Linked DNA regions of Homo sapiens: region 1 is linked to region 2. A link is a contact called in ENCODE Hi-C or POLR2A ChIA-PET data. All regions are on one chromosome and are shown on one strand. The core of a region is the stretch at or near the end of the contact, and the rest is flanking DNA. Distances in the headings are between cores, read along the strand shown.

Evidence for each region. A loop is a pair of places that touch in the nucleus more often than their neighbours do. ChIA-PET counts read pairs that join two places held with the same protein, here RNA polymerase II (POLR2A). Pooled maps may share reads with other maps.
Region 1: a map with no recorded cell type shows a loop between it and region 2 (5-fold over the local background). The contact joins two enhancer-like sites. A Hi-C loop is called at or near these places in 3 of 37 single-sample maps with no recorded cell type and 10 of 50 pooled maps. POLR2A ChIA-PET finds 5 or more read pairs at or near these places in 3 of 52 experiments (OCI-LY7, activated CD4-positive, alpha-beta memory T cell and activated naive CD4-positive, alpha-beta T cell).

What each region holds. Positions count from the first base shown.
Region 1 is chr14:91,007,368-91,011,505 of GRCh38, forward strand. All of the region lies in intron 1 of RPS6KA5 (ribosomal protein S6 kinase A5), which reads right to left. Among named protein-coding and RNA genes, the nearest start is that of RPS6KA5, 51 kb to the right of the region's middle. RefSeq lists enhancers at 2,222-2,271, 2,282-2,491. Within about 2 kb of position 2,309, at least 8 of the 41 ENCODE cell types and tissues checked have a DNase peak (open chromatin) inside an H3K27ac peak, as active enhancers do.
Region 2 is chr14:90,968,449-90,973,135 of GRCh38, forward strand. The region is part of intron 3 of RPS6KA5 (ribosomal protein S6 kinase A5); the gene reads right to left. Among named protein-coding and RNA genes, the nearest start is that of RPS6KA5, 90 kb to the right of the region's middle. Within about 2 kb of position 1,808, at least 2 of the 41 ENCODE cell types and tissues checked have a DNase peak (open chromatin) inside an H3K27ac peak, as active enhancers do.

The sequences.
Region 1 (4,138 bases), core at 1,059-3,558, 39 kb after region 2:
GTCAATTCTGATGACCACATGAGTTGTTAAATATTAGTAAATTTGGACTAAATCAATAAATATTTTAAATCTTTTCAAGGTCTACTTCAGGCTTATCTCTGTTGTGAATCAGCTTAAACCATGCTCCTCTCAAAAGCTCTTAGAATTTTTTTATATTAATGCCTTAAGTTTAATCATTTAGGGAAAAAGAGGTGTAAATAGTTTTAATGCTCTCACAAAGCAATTTTAACCATTTTTTCCATGAATTTTGTGAAATCCCCTCACAGGTACCTTTTCACATTCCCATCAACAGTGCAAGAGGGTTCCAATTTCTCCACATTCTGTCCAATACTTACTATTTTGTTTTTTTTTTTGGTAGTAGCCATCCTAGTAGATATGAGGTGGTGATTGATGTAATTTTAAAAACAGTAAACTTAAGGATAAAAGGAAAATTGTCTTTTCCTTCAGATTTAAATAACTTTGTTGTTGTTTTCTTCATAAAATTATCCAGGTTCACTGTTTTTTGAAAAAATAGGCCTAAAGCAGACCTTAAAAATCTCCCATAATCCCAACACTCAAAGGTAACTATTGTTAACCCTTGGCATGGTCTTCCAGGATTTCAGCCACAAACCTATGATTGATAAATGGCTTCCTAACTTTCTAAGCAATGCTATTGTAAGTATAATTTGTATAATAATTTTTTAAAGTTGTGAGATGTTTAACTTGGAACTTCCCACTCCTATGGAGGAAAATGATCGGTAAAAATGCATTTTTCACTCTGTTGCCATAGTTTCAGCTAAGCTGCACAAATGTAATTGCACAGAGCATGTGCTGAAATCATTTGATTAGATCCAATGATTCACTTATGTTAAAGGCTTAATTTAAAAGCACTTTTACAATTAAGGTAGAAATAAAGAGAACAATAATGCTTTTGAAGCCATTTCAAATACATTTCACAGTATATGCTAAGGCACTCATATGCCAGATTTTATTCAATGAATTAATCATTTATTAAACTTGAAATAAGATATGAGAAATGTAAGTTAATAAACAGGCCTGTGGAGTATGTGGACATGAAGGAGAATATCATGTGAAGCTGGTTAGAAAAGCTCATTGAGAATACAGGTCCCCATTTACTCAACAGTCAAGAGTGCCTACTAAAGGCCAACGTTCTGGGCTACGTGTTAGGTCTTTAGCTAAGAAGTACAGGATTTGTACTGGCAAAAAAATGAGAGGATGGCTGGGAAATTCTGTACTGGAAGAACAGCTGGGGCAAAGGTATAAGTAGAAATAACTATGTTACTACGAGAGAATAATAAAAAGACTGTTCTAACTAGCTATAATGAATTTATGTGAGAAAAACATAACATAAAATAGGTATATGGAACTAGCTGGCTCAAAACCTGGAATGCCAGACTAACTAGTTTTAATTGAATCCGTAAGTAATAATGGCTCTTCACTACATAAAAGTAATGTTTTAGAAAAATTCTCCTGGCAGTAATGTACAATGTGCATAGAAGCAAGGAAAAATGATTGCTAAAAAACAATGAGGTATTGCAGTAAAAAAGATGTGTACTAATGAGGGTCTGGTCTGAGTAAAAACTAGAGGAAAGAGTGAACCCAAGAATCACTGTAATGCTCAGTTTAAGAAACATTCATTGAATACCTGTCTTGGGTGCTGAAACTACAAAAGGCACAGGACAGGGTCCTCACTTTCAAAGATAAATTAACTCAATTTCTGTTCCATTTTTTTCCCTATTGGCCCCTGCTATGGTGTGAATGTTTCTCCTCAAAATTGTATGTTGAAATCTAATCCCCAGTGTGTTGACATTAAGAGGTGGGGCCACTGGAAAGTGATTAGGTCACTAGGGCAGAGCCCTCATGGATGGGATTAGTGCTCTTATAAAAGAGGCTAGAGCGAGCCTGCTGGCCCCTTCCACCATGTGAGGACACAGCTAGAAAACATCATCTATGAAGCAGAGAGCCCTCACCAGACACTGAACCTCCTGGTGCCTAGAACTGTGAAAAATAAATTTCTGTTGTTTATAAATTACCTAATCCAAGGTTGCTGGGCTTTTTCTTTTAATAGAGACCGAGTCTCACTATGTTGCCCAAGCTGGTCTCAAACTCCTGGCTCATGCAACCCTCCCTCCTTGGCTTCCTAAAGTGCTGGAATTACAGGCATGATGCCTGGCCATGTCTAAGGTATTTTAATTATTGTAGCCTGAACAGACTAAGACAGCCCTATATCTAAAGCATAAGAAATGCAAGTCTGGTGAATGGCAGTGTTACCAACAGAATAAGGAAGTCAAAAGGGGAAGTTTTTTGGTTTCAACACTGATTTTGAAGAATGGCAGAAAAAAACCCCAAAAGAGCTTTCATGTAGGCAGCTCTAGACAAGGAACTAAAGTTCTGCAGAGACATCATGCACAGAGTTACTAGGAGAAAGGCAATGGCTAAAGCTTTAAGACGAACGCCCTTCAAGAGACCACAGGAAAGGAAAGGCAAGTCTTGATGATTACCTAGAGTTATGAGGCAAGAAGAAAAAGAGCCAGAGAAGTGGTTCAACTAACCATGTATGAAATTCAAAGAAAGAACATCAAAAAAGAAGTATCAATGCAGTCAAATGCAGCAAGAAGGTGGAAGTGCATGAAGACTGAGACACTCTAATTTGGTTAGGTCAACAGCGATTTTTTTTTTTTTTTAAGAACCATTAATAGGGGAAGAATGAGAAAAAAAGCCAGATTTCAAAAAGCATAATGAAGGAAGTGAATTTTTACTACATTTTTTACTAAATTTTTGAAAGTTTACTAAACTTTACTAAATTTTTTAAAGTTTAAAAGGAGGAGATATTATTTTTAAAAATAAAACAGTCAAAACAGAATGCAGATTATTTGTATGATGACCTACCTTGACATACCATGACATGACTGTTAAATAGGATAGTGACCACAGAAATGACCCCCTTTGAACTATAAAGTCAAACAGCACTGGCTGGACTCTAACCATTCAGGCCGTAAGCTGGGGAGCTAGAAAATTCTTCCCAGAATAAAAACAAGCTAGCTCCAAGAACCATGGAGATTTCATAGAGCCATAATATCCCGGATCATCAAATTGTTCAATAACATTGCAAGTCACATCTAACCTTTTAAGGATGGTTTGAAACCCCTAATGTCAATGTCAAAATGGGCATCTAACAGCCCAAATAAAAATCCAAGCCTCAGCATAAAAGTATGTGAATAGAAAAGCTTAAGCCTAAAATTTACACAGGAAGGTTGCATTATAGGGGTGTGGATGGAAAAACAAAACAATAACAATTCTGTTCAAGGAATGAGGGTATAATGAAAAGGAATACAGGGGAAATGGGAAAGAATCATATGAAACTTTTTTCCAACTTAAGACAGATGACAGAGAAAACCCATGGGAAAATGGAATGTAGGAAAGGCTAGAAAAAGTAGAGATGGGAGGGTGGTTCCTAAGGGAGCAGGTTCTTCACGCAGTGATAAATAATGGGATCCGGGACAGAAGAGACTCAAGAATTCAAGAACAGAGAGAAGGATATGTTAAGGTGTCAAGGGCAGGAAAAAAACAAACCATAGGCTTTCTCACCAACACAAATGGTCTCTGAAGGAAGTACCAGAGAAGCAGTACCCTGGAGCAACAATAGAATGCCTCAGCAGTCAGCTTGGCCAAAAACACACCTCAGAAGATGAAATGAGATCTATGCAAAGTCACCTTACGAAATACAAATCACTGTATGCAGATCAGAAGAACTTGAACTTTCCTAATCAAAAGAACAAAAATGTATAAAAGAATGGACAACAAAAGATAGACTGGACAAAATGGAAACTAAAAAACAGGCCAGGCACGGTGGCTCATGCCTGTAATCCAAGCACTTTGGGAGGCCGAGGCGGGTGGATCACGAGGTCAAGAGATCGAGACCATCCTGGCCAACATGGTGAAACCCCGTCTCTACTAAAAACACAAAAATTAGTCAGGTGTGGTGGCAGGCGCCTGTAGTCCCAGCTACTCAGGGGGCTGAGGCAGAAGAATCGCTTGAACCTGGGAGGCAGAGGTTGCACTGAGCTGAGATCGCGCCACTGCACTCCAGCTTGAAGACAGAGTAAAACTCTGTCCCAAAAAAAAAGAAAAGAAAACT
Region 2 (4,687 bases), core at 558-3,057:
CATACTGACAGGTCCTGGGGGATTAGAATGTGGGCATCTCTGGGAGGACATTATTCAGTCTACCACAGCCTCTATTCATTCCTTAACATACTACAGTACAACTTCTACCTCCATGATAACACCATAACTTAAAGCTAAAAATAACCTCTTGTTACTAGAGTCAATGAATACTTTTCAGTCCTCATATTACTTAACTTTATGCCCTTTGCAAAGGGCAAAAAGGAAAAGAGTGTTTCAAAGGCAGCAAAATAGCACAAAAACTGCCTCTATGGATCAGCCCAAATTGAGCCCCTCAAAAATGGTTATGTTAACCCACTGAATTTTGGGTTAGTTATGCAGAAAAAGACAACTGATATATTAGCAACTTGTAGATCATGCTTATAACTTAAGTGTCTTGTTCAAGATCACACAGTTAATAACCAAAACAATCTTTTTATTTTAGCAGAATAATAGCCCTTTAATTTAGGTCACACATCTTTCATATTAGGAAAACAATTTATATTTCATTTCAATGACACATAATTTATGCAGATATTTAACAGTAGCAAGTAGATTTCACTTTGTTATTATGAAATAATATTTCCTTCTTGGATTCAGAATAGCAAGCCGTGTGTGTGTATGTGTGTTTGTATGTATATGGAAAGGCAGGTAGAGAATGGAGGAGAGAAAAATAGCCTTTAAACCAGTAAATTTGTTTCTTAAAACAGTAAATTAATTCTGAGAATTTGAACTGAAGATCTCTACAAAATTTCCAAGATTCTTAAGCAACTCATATCATTCTGACAATTAATACCTTATGGAATTAACGTTAGGGTAAAACAGCACGTGCTCTCCATCAAAATTCTGACTTTCTAAGTACATACTGTTGCACAGTTTCAGGCTGCTCGTCTTTGCACATCTGATTTGACTTAACGTTGAACTCAGAAATCTCTCCATTGTTCTGCAGTTCATACACTTTTATTAGCAGATGGAGAAAGTGAAATTCACAGAGACATTGGGTTACATAAGCTTTAAAGTATTACTAAAAACTACAGCCTAAATAGCCCATTTTCCATTTAAGATGCAAAAGGATAACCACAGAAAGGGCTAGCAAGCTTATTTTAAGGCTATGTCTTGCTCGTGCAATTGCATGGAAGTCAGCTTGTAGGAGGGGAAGTCGTAGAGTTAACAGAAATCCTACATCTCCTGCTTTCAAGGAAAGATTCTGTTCTGCTTTCACTCTCCAAACACCCAAACACCTACTTATTTCCAGTAATACTCTGGCTGACCTCTAGACATCTAAGCTTTCTATTTCAAATTCTCCTACTTAGAATTTCTCTCTCTCATATTTCTTCTTAAATGGTGGCACCTTCCAAAGAGCTGTTATTAATTCCCACATGCCCCCTATGATTCAGACCACTTCTCTCTTTTTTTCTCTCTCTCTCTGCACTGTTACTTGGTCTTCTTTTTATTTTTTTTCCTACAAATTTTCCTCTTCCTTCTGATATGCTTCACTTCCATGAACTCCCATACCTCCTGTTCTCATTTCTACCTACTCTTTCTCCTCTGGACCACCCAAATCTCTCTTGATAGCTCCCTTTTCTTATCTTCTATCTAAAATATAGTCTTAACGTGACATGCCACACAAACCTGAAAGTCATTTCTTTTTAATGTCATGCCAAAACCATCTCAGTTTATTTTTGTTTGGTTTTAGCTCAACATTCTAATAGTACACTCTATAAATGCATTTCAGCTTATCAAAATCATTACAAAGTTCTGACTAAGAACATCTTATCAATCTTGTGAATTAGTCATATTTACTTCAAAGCAAGGAAGTGTTTTCAGTTACTGTCTGTTTCGTCATACTAGTGACTGTAATATATCATGAACCATTCTGTTACCATCTCAGCAATTACAATTATTGCTCACCCTTACAATTATTGAGATGAAACCAATACTCAAAAGTGAAACTTTAATTTTTAAATACCTCTTAACTCCATTGAAAGAATGACTCATGATCACAAAACTGTCTACAAGGCTGGGATGGCATTCATTATTGGGAATGATCCTTGGCATTACCTTTACAAACACTTTGGTGATTTGCTTATTTAACATCTTGTGAATTCTGATTAATGTAACAATTTATTACAGTCATAGATCAGCTGGTGTTTCAACAAAATCACCACTAACAGAAACCAGAAAACATCAAAAGAAAAATTATTTTTACAGATTATTTTCCACATAGAATTCCCTCTCAGTGTTAGTTGAAATAAATATGAGTTTTAAGAGAGAGAGAACAGATAAAAATATTTTTATATCTCTTGTTGTAACCATGCACAGGTACAGAAAAAGTTATAAAAGGAGACATGATCTCCACGTTACAAGATTTGGGAAAAGTAAAAGAAATATAAAGGGAAAAATCCACCAAATCCAATATCATTAGCTATAAATCAGAGGCTTAAAAGATATTAATGTTGTTGAATTAAAAAAAAAAACCAGAAATGTGACTTAACAATAGATAACTTTAAAGCAGGGGTCAACAAATTACAGACCAGAGGCCAAATCTGGTCCACCACCATTTTTGTAAATAAAATTTTATTGGAACTTGGGCCAGGCACGGTGGCTCATGCCTGGAATCCCAGCACTTTGGGAGGCCAGGGCGAGCAGATTACCGATGCCAGGAGTTCAAGACCAGCCTGGCCAGCATGGTGAAACCCTGTCCCTACTAAAAATACAGAAATTAGCCAGGTGAGGTGGCACATGCCTGTAAACCCAGCTACTCGGGAGGCTGAGGCAGGAGAATCGCTTGAACCTGGAAGGGAGAGGTTGCAATGAGCCGAGATCACGCCACTGCACTCCAGCCTAGGCGACAGTGAACTCCATCTCAAAAAGAAAAAAAAATTATTGGAACCCTACCATGCCTATTTATTCACTACTGCCTATGGTCAAAGAGACCTTAAGGCTTGCAAAGCCTAAAATATTTACCATCTAGCCCTTCACTGGTCAAAGTCCTGATGCCTGATTTACAAGATGACAGATACAATATAAATAAAGAGAAGGCAACTACCAGTAAATACAGCATATTGTAGGAAACAATCACACATACTCAGTTCAAGTAGAAATGCTAGTCTATTCCGTATCTGGTTACTAAAAGCAAAATGTCACAGGTAAGCAAATGGCAAGATAATACTAACATTGTAATAATCTTATCATTTGGAGAAGCCTGTGCAAACAAGGCGAATTTAATCCCAATGGAACAAGCCCCATCAAGAAGTCTACAGTGAGCCATAAATACTAGTAGGCACATGATGGCAGCCTAGACATGAATCTCCACATCTGCTCCTAAAACATCTTTAAAAACAGCAAGAAAAGCTGTAAACCTCCATGACCTACTCCTTCAGCAAAACTGAGAGAAAGAAAACCCATATACACCAAACAACATGGTTCAGGGCAGGCTAAGAAGGAACTGGGCAAGACATGAGCAATGTGGGAAGGTAGGAAAATGTAGTAAGATAGCAGGATATAGAACTAATATATAAAAGTAATAGCTTTCAGCTAGAAGGTATGGTGGAAGAGAAGACCCCATTTACAAAAGCAACAGATGACAGAATATCTAAGATTCAGTTAAGAAACATGGCTAGGAAGTAAATGCTAAAACACACCTGAAGGTCTTAGAAGGATTTCAACATCAGCAAACATACCATGTTCTTGAATTGGAATAACCAATATCATAAAAATGTCAAGTCTCCCTAAATTAATTTTTTAATTTACAGCAATTCCAGTGAAAATACCTTACGGTTTTTCCCCCCAAAACCAGACAATGTGATTCTAAAGTTCATGCTGAAAAATAAACCAACAGGAAGAGTCCTCCAAAAAGCTCTGAAAAATAAAGGCAATGAAAGATCAGGGGCAGAGGGCAACTAACCTTACCAAGAATTAAAATACATTGTAAAACCTTGATAAATTAAAACAGTATAGTACTGGTACATGACTTAACAAACCAAACAGAAAAAAATCAAATAGACCCAAACATATATGAGAATTTCATAGAGGAAAAAGGAAGCACCTCAACTCAATGTAAATGTGGACTTTTAACTAAACAGTGTTGGGAAAATTAGCTATTTGAAAAAGATTAAGTTGGATCCTTATTTCATGTCATACGCCATCCACATGGATCCAAGTTCTCTATGCAAAAAATAAAACCATGCAAGTACTGGAAGAAGACATCAGTTAATTCCTTTATAAACTCAGTAGAGGAGTAGAGGAGGTCTTCTGACTATGACTCAAAATCACAAGCCATAAAAATAATTTTAAAAATAAATTTTACTATACATAAATTTTTGCATGGTAAATGCATCATAACCAAACTCAAAAAAATACATGGGAAACGGGAAAGTATTTACAATGCCTACCAGAAATGATTAATTACTTTATGAGCTCCTAGAAATTGAGAGGAAAAAAAGAGGCAAAGGGTACAAATAGATAATTCTCAGAAAAAATACATATGGCTTTTTAAGCATGTGAAAAGATGTTCGGCCTCATTCAGTAAAGAAAAAAAGAAAATTAACTCTACAATGAGACACTACTACTCACCTATGAGACAGGCAAATGCCCAGAAGTTTGAGAATACGTTCTGTGGAGAAACAGGCACTCTCAAACAATGCTGATGGGAATGTAAAATGGTACAACTTCTATGGAAGTGTATTTG